Regions from separate parts of the Homo sapiens genome. Here region 1 is linked to region 2. The links are chromatin contacts, found by Hi-C or POLR2A ChIA-PET in ENCODE. All regions are on one chromosome and are shown on one strand. The core of a region is the stretch at or near the end of the contact, and the rest is flanking DNA. Distances in the headings are between cores, read along the strand shown. Region 1 overlaps CHSY1 (chondroitin sulfate synthase 1). Region 2 overlaps LRRK1 (leucine rich repeat kinase 1).

Region 1 (5,581 bases), core at 1,238-3,737, 200 kb after region 2:
CTTTATTTTGCTATGAAGGACATTACTGGGACAACTGACAGAATATGACTAAACTCTGTAGATTACATAACTGTGCTGTATCAACGTTAATTTCCCTGATTTTGATTACTGCGTTGTGTTTATGTCAATGAATGACCTTGTTCTTAGGAAATACATACTGATTTAAGGGCAAAAAGAGCATTATATCTGCAACTTCCAAATGGTTCAGAAAAAACTAATGTAGGCCGGGCACAGTGGCTCACACCTGTAAATCCCAGCATTTTAGGAGGCCGAGGTGGGTGGATCAGCTGAGGTCAGGAGTTCGAGACTAGCCTGGCCAATATGGCGAAACCCCATCTCTACTAAAAATACAAAAATTAGCTGGGCGTGGTGGCGTGCACCTGTAATCCCAGCTACTCGGGAGGGTGAGGCAGGAGAATCACTTGAACCCGGGAGATGGAGGGTGCAGTGAGTCGAGATCGTGCCATTGCACTCTAGACTGGGCAGTAAGAGCGAAACTCCATCTCAAATAATAATAATAATAATAATAATAATAATAATAATGTACACTTATAGAGAAAATGATAAAGCTGATGTGGTAAATATTAATAATCAGGGAATTTGGGTGAAAGACTTATAGGAGTTTTCTATTAAGTTAAATTTTTTCAAAATAAAAATTGCCCCCCAAAAAACAGTGGTTAAAAATGACCATCCAGCTGGGCATGGTGGCTCACACCTGTAATCCCAGCACTTTGGGAGGCCAAGGTAGGCAGATCACTTGAGGACAGGGGTTCAAGACCAGCCTGACTGACATAATGAAACCCCATTTCTACTAAAACTACAAAAAATTAGCTGGGGATGGTGGCACACACCTATAATCCCAGCTGTTCAGGAGGCTGAGGCACAAGAATTGCTTGAACCCAGGAGCCGAAAGTTGCAGTGAGCCAAGGTCACACCACAGCATTCCAGCCTGGGCACTAGAACGAGACTCCATCCCCCCGCCACACACACAAAAAAGACCATCTGGCAGAGTTAAGAATACTGTCACTTGGCGAAGATCATAGTAACTAATTTTTCGCAATACTACATACTCTATCCACCAGCAAATCATGAAAGTATGGCTAACAGATTTCTAAACAGCTCTTTAACTACTCAGAGAGATTTTCAGAAGCATAAAGCAAGAAGTTTTTCCTCTGTAATCTATTTTTATTAAGCTTAAAGTTCTAATATTTTATCTTTTTTTTTCTTTTTTTAAAGTAATCAACATGGCAATACCTCATATGCTTGAGGTTTCCTGGACAAAACCCTATTACTATTTCTGTCTCTAATTCATCCTTTTTGCCTGCTGTGCTGTGGGCATGACATCAATTTATTATAACCAATAATTTCCAGTGCCTCCCAGTCACTAAATTGCCACCACACACACATGATTCAGAGGAAAGAAACTAGAACCAGCATACTCTTCAGTTGTTTAAGAAAAAGCCTGGTCTTTATATTTCCCCATTTATATAAACAAGCTAGTAATCAATTGACATAGACTCCACAATGTTTCCTGATAACTAGAGAAAACACACAGGTCTACCAGATGTTTATAGCTACTTGTGAAAAGACACATACCCAAACCTGAAGAGTACTGTGATCACAAAACTGAGCTTGATTTTTCTACTAACGACTATTAGTATTAGCAGCCTGACATTTAAACACACAAACCCATACATGCTTATTCTGCTCTAAGTGAAGAATTTTAATTTTGAAGATTGTTGGCCGGGCGTGGTGGCTCACACCTGTAATCCCAGTACTTTGGGAGGCTGAGGTGGGTGGATCACGAGATCAGGAGATCGAGACCATCCTGGATAAAACGGTGAAACCCCGTCTCTACTAAAAATACAAAAAATTAGCTGGGCGTGGTGGTGGGCGCCCGTAGTCCCAGCTACTCAGGGGGGCTGAGGCAGGAGAATGGCGTGAACCCAGGAGGCGGAGCTTGCAGTGAGCCGAGATAGCGCCACTACACTCCAGCCTGGGCGAAAGAGAGAGACTCCGTCTCAAAAAAAAAAAAAGAAGATTGTTTATTAATTTGCTCTACCCCATGATCCTGGTATGGTAGTGTTTTCTATTTCAAGTTCCTATAGACAGTAATACGCTCCATCACTAAGGCAGCAGGATTCCAGGACATTTGATTTTTGATATATGCTTCATAACGTTTGCAATACTAAATGAGAAGTTTAATTTCAAACTCCAATCTCTGTCTGCTCTCCTTTCTCTCCCCGGGTGAGCCTCTGAGGCGAGAGGTTTGATTCAGGAGATAAGACTAGGGCTGCACAGGCATGGTGTGCCTCGTGCGCCACGGAGTGAAACTAGACAGACAAGGGAAAACCCACCAGGTCTCGAGTCGGCAGGAGAACCAACGACCAGGTATTTGTTTCTAAAGACTCATATGATCCACTGAAGAGAACCACTGAGTCAGAGGCAGGGGTGGAGGTCGCAGTGAGGGAGGACATGGCACACTACCCACAGGCAGGGGTAGCAGCTCCCACTGTGGGGTTAGTCATCAGCTGGGGCTCTGAAGGCGGTGACGTGCTAAGTGACAGATCACCACCAAGATCCGTTTCCCATGAAAACACTTTGGAAAGAAGCTTTTATGTGGGCTCACTTTATACAAATAACACTTCAGAAAATAAACGAACACTCATTAAATTATGCACCAAAAGAAAGTAAACTGTGGAAGCTAGAAGAGACAGCAGTGTTAGATATTAATTAATAGGCTACAGAGAAGAAGAAATACATTTATCATCTGTGAGAAAACATGTAGGTTTGTCATTTTATTTTCCCTACACAGAAGCAGCCATAATGGCAGAGAGAGTGAACAAATATTCCCAGGGTTTTGGGGCACAGCCTAAAATAGTCCTCCAAAAAATACCAAATTTCTTTTCTCATTTTTAATCATAAAAATTCACACTAATTTGCAATGATACTCTAGGACACCCATGTTTATCTCATAAAAAAAGTCTCTCTCCCAGACCTCAGGTAAAATTAATGTTCTAGGAACGTATGCCACGCATTTCCACTGGCTATCCAGTACCACTCTCGCGTGTCAGCACATTCCAAAATTAGTTTAATTTAAAAGAAACAAGACCAAACAAAACAAAGCCAAAAGGAAACAAACAAAACCTAAAAGGGGAAAAATCCTACTAAGATAACTGAAACAAATATTGTCTAATATATTTCTCAGAAAGGGTCTACTCTTGACAAATGTTTTTTATATTAACACAGCATTTGCAGTCAAAAGAAAAATAAGCCACTCACTATCCAAAATGGGAATAAAAGTCTTTTCTTCTATACCTCATTTTTGGAAATAAAAAGTCTTTGGCTGAAAGCAAAGGAAAGAGTTACGTCCACATAACCCTTCAGAATGGGAAGAATCAGCGTCACCAAGTCTTCACTTCGCCAACTAACAACAGTATTTTAAAAATTGTTCATTCTGATTTTTAGAACCAACTCATGATGCTGGCTATCTGTGAACAACAATACCTTCTAGTATGTTATATAATATTTCATTTCAATGTTAACAGGATATTTTTCTTAAATTTCCAGGTGCCTCTCTCATATGCTCTGTATCTGTTAATTCATCAAACACTCAAGTGCCTCATATGTTAACCTCTAAATGGAATACAGAAATAATTAAGACAAGACCCAATCTACTAGAAAAAAAAAGTTGAATATTTGGCACAAATAAACACTCAAAGAAAATAGATCTTCCAGAATATACTATCCAAGCAAATATTCAGTCTTGCTAAATTTACCAACAGGTTTTTAAAATCCTCTGAGAATGAGGGCTGCGTTGCCATGTGACACAGGTAGTACCTGGAATCTAGTAACTAAAATTGAAAAGCTTATTTCAAGATGGAGTTAGGCTTCTTGCCCCTGCCCCACCCGTTGTCCTGAAGTAAAAAGCCACTAGTGGGGTCAAGCAAGATAGGGTCCCCAGATGGGGTGAGGGTGGGCTGGTGCAGTGGCCCAGCCTTGGGGCGTCAGGTAGGCCGCCAACCCTTGAGTTGAGTCACATAGGGAAGGCACCGGGAAGGAGGCATTGCAACAGAGGATTGCTCACTTACAGCGGAAACTGATGCAGTAAGTAAATGTGGCTGAGGCCAATGAGCAGCTAGATTTCTCAACTGTCAAATAAAGCAATTACAAATACAGAAAGGGAGAGAAGAGGAAGAACCCTTTGGGGTTGAAATGGGATTTGGAGTATCAGGGGGAACCCAAGGACACACACACACATGCACATTTTCCCCTGGTCAGCCCACTGCTCAGGAGTGGGCCAGCCAACACCCACAGCAACGAGCACACCCACAGTCTAGATCTTGGCTTCTAAATGTTTTCCACTAAAAAGAACCAGAGACTCTTCGAGAGATGGCAGACTGCAAGGCTAGGGCAGGGAAAAAATAACAGCCTGAAACATCTTAGTATGCCAGAAAGAAATTGCTCAAACAGTTATAGGGGCATATCAAAAAGATACAGAAGGCCAGTCATGGTGCCTCATGCCTGGAATCCCAGCACTTTGGGAACCCAAGGCGGGTGGATCATTTGAGGTCAGGAGTTCGAGACCAGCCTGACCAACATGGTGAAACCCCGTCTCTACTAAAAATACAAAAATTAGCCAGGTATGGTGGCGGACGCCTGTAATACCAACTACTCGGGAGGTAGAGGCATGAGAATTGCTTGAACCCAGGAGGCGGAGGTTGCAGTGAACCGAGATCGTGCCACTGCACTCCAGCCTGGGTGACAGAGCAAGGCTCCATCTCAAAAAAAAAAAAAAAAGAGATACAGAAGCCTGCAACAAACAGCAGCCACTGGACACGTCTAAGGTGATGTAAACATGGAAATGTATAATAATGGTAAGAGATTATAACTCATTAAATAAAATAGGAATACAAGAGTGTATACTCATACAAGCACACACATAAGTAAATGGGAAAAGGAACAAGCTTTTCCTTACTTTCAACTAATAAAAGTAGAAAGAATAACTGGATTAGAAAATCACCATTTAGCAACCATCACACTATTCATTTATTCTGCCAAGAAACATCAATTAATGCTAAAACTATTGGGGGTGGGAGTTTGATGAGGAACAGGATATTTACAGTCTCTCCACAATGACACTCACTAAATATAAAAAGACAGAGAGTAACTTTACAGTGGAGAAACCTGGCCAGGTTTTCCTAATCACTCTACCTTAGTTAAATGACCAAAGTTAATACTACCAATAACAGAGCAAACCAAAATCACAAACTGTTAGGATACAAAGAGAACACAGCAACGCTTCTGTAGTATCTGCACACTTGAACCTAATCATGAGAAAATAAATGCAAACTGATAAACATTCCACTGGTCTGTAAGCTCCAGAAGTGTCAAGGTCATAAAAATCAAGAAAAGGATGGAGACCTGTTTCAGACTGAAAGTGACTAAGGACATAATGCCAGTGTTCGTAAAATGCCATCCGTTTTAATAAAACTTCAACTTATACATAGACTTACGTAAGAAGAATAAAGCGATATATACCTGTATGCCGTGAAGCTTTTTGTTTTAAGGAAAAAGGGTT
Region 2 (6,198 bases), core at 3,002-5,501:
TGGGGGGCTGTCAGGCTGCAAAGGAGGGACTTTGGATGTTCTGCTAAAGGCGGAGTGGGCTAGGGAGAGCTGAAAGGTCTTGCGCAGACTTTGATATTTCAGGATGATTGATCTGGTAAGAAGTGCACAGAGTGGATAGCTTGCAGGTCTTGGTGGCTTGAATCTCTTCAGCTCACAAACACTGATTTAGTGTCTGCTGCATAGTGGGTATGAGGTTGAGCTGCAGAGGCAGCCAGGCAGGGCTCTGCACTGTGGGGTGTGCAGTCCGGGTTCCGGTTGGCCATGCTGTCTGCCACAGCAAAAGAAATGTGGGCTGAGTCAGTGCCACACAGATCAGTGGAGAGGTTAATACAAAGTGTCTCAAGCTGAACAGAGCCCAAAAAAGTGCTCACCTCCACTGCGGCTTGCCCAGAGTCCACGTGGAGTTAGTTAAGCAGCCTGAGGCTGAGCCCCTGCTCCTTCTGCAGTTCAGGGCTCCAGCCCCAGCTCAGGGGATGTGGAGGAGGTGCTGAGAGGGAGGCTGCCATTGTAAGGACAGCCACACCTAAGCCCTTCCCCAAGGTATTTGTACCATAATTGGGTCATGTTACAGTAATAATTTGATTACTTGCTGTTGTTTTGTTTATTTTATGATGGTCCCCAGAGTTTTATTTAAAGATTTTCAATAGAGACTTAAGATTTGTTGTCAAAGCCAAAACCATAACCAGCCTCCCCTGCATCTTGCATTTGGCTGCCATTTCAGTTTGGGTACCAACCATTCCATACGGAAAGACCATAATGGCCACGCAGAGTGAGTGGAGAGGGTTGGATTGCAATCTGGACACCTTGATTCCATGTTCAGCTGTCTGGCCCTTGCCCCTGAGACCTGGGTGTGTCTCTGTGAATCCAGGAAGGAGAGGCAGACAGGCCCTGTGGAGCCTTTTTTGACTTGGCATTGCAAAGTCCACATGGTGACCTTCCTGTCAGCCTGTTGCTGGGCTGACTGTCATGCTTATCCAAAGACTCCTACCCAAAGGCCACTGTACTTTGCAAGACGACCACCGGAAACAATATTGGGACGAGAACTGACCTAGGCATCATCTGATCCAAGCCACTTATTTAACAGATTAAAAACAATGATAATGGAATGAAGAGTGATACAGTCGTGAATTGTGGATTATGGAAAGATGAGGGAAAAAAACCCCTTTGCTGCATTGAATTGGAGGCATCAGAACACACTCATGTTAAATACAGAGCTGTGTCCCATCAATGGGCTGAAAAGCAGTGACACCCCAGCGGTGATGAGCACACCTCACACCCAGATCTTGGTTTCTAAATACCAATTTTTGCTCAAGGGAATCAAGGCCTGGGCTTAGAAAGTACAAGAGGAGACTGGAAGATCTTGTTTTGCCGGGAAGTAAGGAGGCGTCCCAAAATTGACAGCGATATGTCACAGGAACACAGGGGGCTCTCTCCCACCCCAGTGGGGCTCCCCCTGGACAAATTGGGGATGACTTGGGTGTCAAAAAAATAATGATACTTGGGAAAAAAAAGAATCCATGAGTCCATAGTGATACTTAAACAGGTGAGGAGGCAATGCTTTTCTATACAGAAGAATGCCAGGTAATACATGTAGAAAGAAAGGTAGCTTTAGCAAAACTTTCTCATTGCAACCACCGTTGTACTAATTGATTCAGGCCAGGATCAGCAACGGAGGCTAAACCCATGGGGCAAAAGGATGCAGAAACACAGAATTGTCACATAGTCTCAGAATATCACCCCATAGATTGTGTACTAATCGCAAAGGGTATAATGTTAACCTTTACAAAGGAGGGACTGATAGACACCACCTTAACCATGAGACCAAACAGGGCACCACCTGTAGCAGGAACACCTAATATCAGGTGCCCCGGGTGGGGTTTAGTGGGAACCACTCAACTAGACTCTAAGGTTGTTGCCCAAAATAGCTAACTTTAATCTAAACTTTAGGAAAAACTTGAGTAAATTCAGATTATGGGATATTCTATAAGACAAGCAGTGAAACACACCAGCATCTGCCCCCGATGAAGAGGCTAAAAGTTGCAGGACTTAATGCAACGACAATGTGATAAAAAAAAAAAAAAAAAAAAGAAAAGGCATTAAAAGGTGTGAAGACTCTTCCAGATGAAAGAAAAGTAAAGAAACATACAGTGTAATGCAGTGTGTGATTGCAATGTCATGCAATTGTCAAGGGATCCCAGATCAGGACACAAAATAGTTATAAACCACATTTCTGGGATAATTGAGAATATTCTAACATGGGCTGTGAACTTAATAATATCGTATTGATGTTACACTTACTGAAAATGATAATTATACGGCTGTTGTGTAGAAAAATATTATTCTTCAGGGATACATGCTGAAGTATTTACGGGTGAAGCATCACGATGTATAATTTACTGGCAAATGATTCATCAAAACATAAAAAGCGTGTGTATTTGTGTGGAGAAAGAGGGGCAAAAGCCTATGTGACAGCGTTTTAACAATCAGTGAGTCGAGGTGGAGAGTGCACAGGTATTCACTGTGTCCTAGTGCAACTTTTCTGAAATTTAAAAAATTTTTCAAAATTAAAATGTGGGGAGTAAAATAGTAACAATCAAACAGGCCCAGGGCAATTGAGTGACTTGTCTTAAAAAATCAGCTCAGAATCTACCCTCCTGGCCTAAGATCCAGTGCCGCCCTTCCCTTTTCATCCATGTGAACAGAGAGACAGACAGACAGAGCGACAGAGTCCCTCATTCCTCTGGTTCAAAGACCGGACGGAGTGTTGAGGGGCGTAGGCCCAGTCTTTCCAAACTCCTGGAGTGGGCGGAGGAGGAGCTAAAGACAGGCGCTCATCGCCATCTGGTGGCCAAATAGGGATGCCCGTCACCTGCCGCCAATTTTTGAGGAATTCATCCCACGTTATTGGGACCTTTCTCGTAGCCTCTGCTTGTTACATTTTCCCATTTGCGAAGCACTAATTTTTGTTCATATTTCTGCTCCTCTAATTTTCCAATACGGATTTCCAGTTGCTTCGAAGAAACAGACCCAAAAGCAGATTTCTTCTCCCCAGAAACCTGATTGAGCCCAATATTCTTCGGTAATCAGGAAGAAAGAGCAAAGTCCTGCTCCCATATATTTCGCCAGGTCCCTTTGACCACCCCATGCCGGAAAACCGCTGGCCCTTCTGACTCCCTCTGGTGGAAATAAAGGAAGACCAGTGAGAAATGAGTGGAGCAAAGACATTTTGTTTAGCAGGACTTCAACGGCAAGAGCGCCAGCCACCAGGACTTGCGTGTGGCAGAGACCCACAGGCTGGCAGAGGAGCGGGAGCTTTCTAGTGGGACAAAGGGAAGGCCTCCGGGGCCTCCTGCCGGGAGGCCGTTGTCGTGGGGAAGCTGGGGGGCCTCGCTGCAGGCTGGGCATCCTATGGGATTGGTAGGGGTGCAAAGTTGGCTCTCTCGGGTTGGTCCTAAATGGAAAGTGAGGACAAAAATTAGAGAATCGGTCAGTTATTAACCAAGTCCTGGCCATTTTAGACTGACTTTTACGGAAATGATGGCTTAGCTTCCTGGGTTGTTACTAGAGATAAGAAGTGGCTCATGCCTGTAATTGCAGCACTTTGGGAGGCCAAGGTGGGTGGATTGCCCGAGGTCAGGAGTTTGAGACCAGCCTGAGCTCGACGAACATGGTGAAACACCGTCTCTAATAAAAACACAAAAATTAGCCGTGAGTGGTGGTGCAGCTACTGAGGAGGCTGAGGCAGGAGAATCGCTTGAACCCGGGAAGCGGCGGTTGCAGTGAGCCGAGATCGCACCACTGCACTCCAGCCTGGGCGACAGAGCGAGACTCCATCTCAAAAAAAAAAAAAAAAAAAAAAAAAAAAAAAAAAGAGGCTGGCCTCCTGCAAGAGACTGGCTTCCCGGGCTGTTTGCTATAGATAAAGAGGTTGGTTTCCTAGGCAGGTCACTGTGGGTCGTGGGCCAGAGTTCTGTTTTTTATATATTGTGTGGCCATCGTCTGTCTGTATCTCAGGCTCGCTCTGAAAGCAGCCTGTCCACCAAGCACCCTGGCGCGGTGCGGGCAGCTGCAGGCGGCAGCTCCTCTGATCACAGGAAAGGCCGCCTTGAAGGGAGGTCAGAGACTTGGGTTTGGGAGTCAGCTTTCTTCTCCAGTCTGGGGGAGGCGCCTGGACGCTTCAGCGGTCTCCTCTGTACGTGGACAATCCCGCCGCGCTCTTCCCTGTGAGCCGCCTCTTGAGGGGCGGCACTGAGCCCGCGCCCACCGGCGCCCTCTGGAGGTTGGAGGGTGACTTGCAGGCGCTGTGCACAGATTGCCTGTGAGACGCAGGTGCCGATGGGAACAGGTAGCTCTTCTGCACCCACCACCGTGGCAGGTGCCGGCGGCCGAGAAGGACATGTGCAGGCCTCTTGGGACCCGGGCTGGAGCAGGCACACAGACGCGCATTTGCATTAACCCTTGCTTTATTCCAAGCCCATGTGGGCCCTGAACTCACCCTCCACATGTGCTTTTCCTTTCTTTCCACCACCAGGCTCTCCGTGTGAAATGGTCCCATCTCAGACTGCCCTGGGTAGACCTAGACTGGCTCATAGACATCTCCTGCCAGATCACGGAGCTCGACCTTTCTGCCAACTGCCTGGCGACCCTCCCCTCGGTTATCCCCTGGGGCCTCATCAATCTCCGGAAGCTGAACCTCTCCGACAACCACCTGGGGGAGCTGCCTGGCGTGCAGTCATCGGACGAAATCATCTGTTCCAGGTGGCTCCCCGGGGTGTGACCGGAGCCGTGTGTGACCCCGCTGTCACCGTTGTGCTCCTGCACATGCTCCCGGGTTGTATTTTGTGGTTTTGGGGGAAAAATGTTCTGGCTAAAATAGGAGAAGGAGTTTTGCCTACCCTGAGGCAAGCCTCCCTTTCAGGTTAAAACAGAGAGGTTTAGAGAGATCATTTGTCTGGCCCAAGTTTACACAGCTCACCCGGGGACATGCGAATGCTTGCCTGAGATGCTTGTCTTGGTCCTGCCCAGGAATCAGATGAGGGCAGCCAAACCTTCCCACACTGGTGGATGCAATGGGGCTCTGAGGCACCAGCTTTTACTCTGCCTTCCAGGGAAAGTGGGAAGGGCCTCAGAGAAAGGGTTAACTCTGCAGGACTCTGGCAGCAGGTGGACAGTGTGGGCAGTCCAGGCTTGCTTCTTCTGGAGGCCTTGGAGGGAGACCTGAGCCTTACCCCTGAGCTTGCATGGAAGGAGGAATGACCTTAGTTGATTTCTTTATTTTTTATTTTTATTTTTATTTTTTTTGAGACGGAGTCTCACTCTGCTGCCCAACTGGAGTGCAGTGGCATAATCTCGGCTCATGGCAACCTGCAACTCCCTGGTTCAAGCAATTCTCCTGTCTCAGCCTCCCGAGTAACTGGGATTACAGGCACATGCCACCACACCCAGCTAATTTTTGTATTTTTAGTAGAGACGGGGTTTCACCGTGTTGGCCAGGATGGTCTTGACCTCCTGACCTCATGATCCGCCTGCCTCGGCCTCCCAAAGTGCTGAGATTACAGGCATGAGCCACCGCACCTGGCCTGATTTCTTTTGGACACATAACTGCAAGTCCTCATTCCATAAAGGGTTGAATCGATTTTTAAAATGAAAAACCAAGGCTCTAAGTGAAGCAAGAGTCAAGAATGTTGGAAAGAGCTTGGGGTAGGCATTAATCCATGGGACTCCCAAGTGAGAACGGGAAAGAAGCCTGCACACCAGAACTTAAAAAGCAAGTGCCGTCCAAGTGAGGCCCTTCACCTGGGCCAGATGGACAGGTCCAGAAGGTTCAAAGCCCTGCTCTGTGGTCTCAGCAGCTTTCAGGGAACCTACTCATTTTGCTATTACATGCCTGCGAAGGATTCGAATCCCTGTTGGTCAGTGGAGCCAGGGCCCACCGATGAGAGGTTTGTCTTTATCTACACAGGACACAGTAAGAGTTCTTCAAAAGAATTAAAAATCATATGCACTACATTTTCAATGCACACTCTTTAACCTTGCATGGGGAGAAAAAGAAAAAAAATACACCTCTTGGTTTATAGAAAAATATGTAAATTTGGTGTTTTCCCTCTTTATTCTGATGCCTGCCTTCCTTCTTCTCCATCGCAGGCTACTTGAAATTGACATTTCCAGCAACAAGTT

What was found. Hi-C counts contacts between places; a loop is a spot of excess contacts on that map. ChIA-PET counts read pairs that join two places held with the same protein, here RNA polymerase II (POLR2A). Pooled maps may share reads with other maps.
Region 1: POLR2A ChIA-PET joins it to region 2 with 13 read pairs in activated CD8-positive, alpha-beta memory T cell. The contact joins two enhancer-like sites. A Hi-C loop is called at or near these places in 1 of 168 maps with a recorded cell type or tissue (heart left ventricle) and 2 of 50 pooled maps. POLR2A ChIA-PET finds 5 or more read pairs at or near these places in 3 of 52 experiments (A549, OCI-LY7 and activated CD8-positive, alpha-beta memory T cell).

Annotation. Positions count from the first base shown.
Region 1 is chr15:101,203,929-101,209,509 of GRCh38, forward strand. The region is part of intron 2 of CHSY1 (chondroitin sulfate synthase 1); the gene reads right to left. Among named protein-coding and RNA genes, the nearest start is that of CHSY1, 45 kb to the right of the region's middle. RefSeq lists a silencer at 1,801-1,966. Within about 2 kb of position 2,488, at least 9 of the 41 ENCODE cell types and tissues checked have a DNase peak (open chromatin) inside an H3K27ac peak, as active enhancers do.
Region 2 is chr15:101,004,285-101,010,482 of GRCh38, forward strand. LRRK1 (leucine rich repeat kinase 1) reads left to right here. Exons shown (of 34, transcript NM_024652.6): 7 at 4,553-4,779; 8 at 6,166-6,198. Among named protein-coding and RNA genes, the nearest start is that of LRRK1, 88 kb to the left of the region's middle. RefSeq lists enhancers at 2,700-2,994, 3,973-4,302. Within about 2 kb of position 4,252, at least 17 of the 41 ENCODE cell types and tissues checked have a DNase peak (open chromatin) inside an H3K27ac peak, as active enhancers do.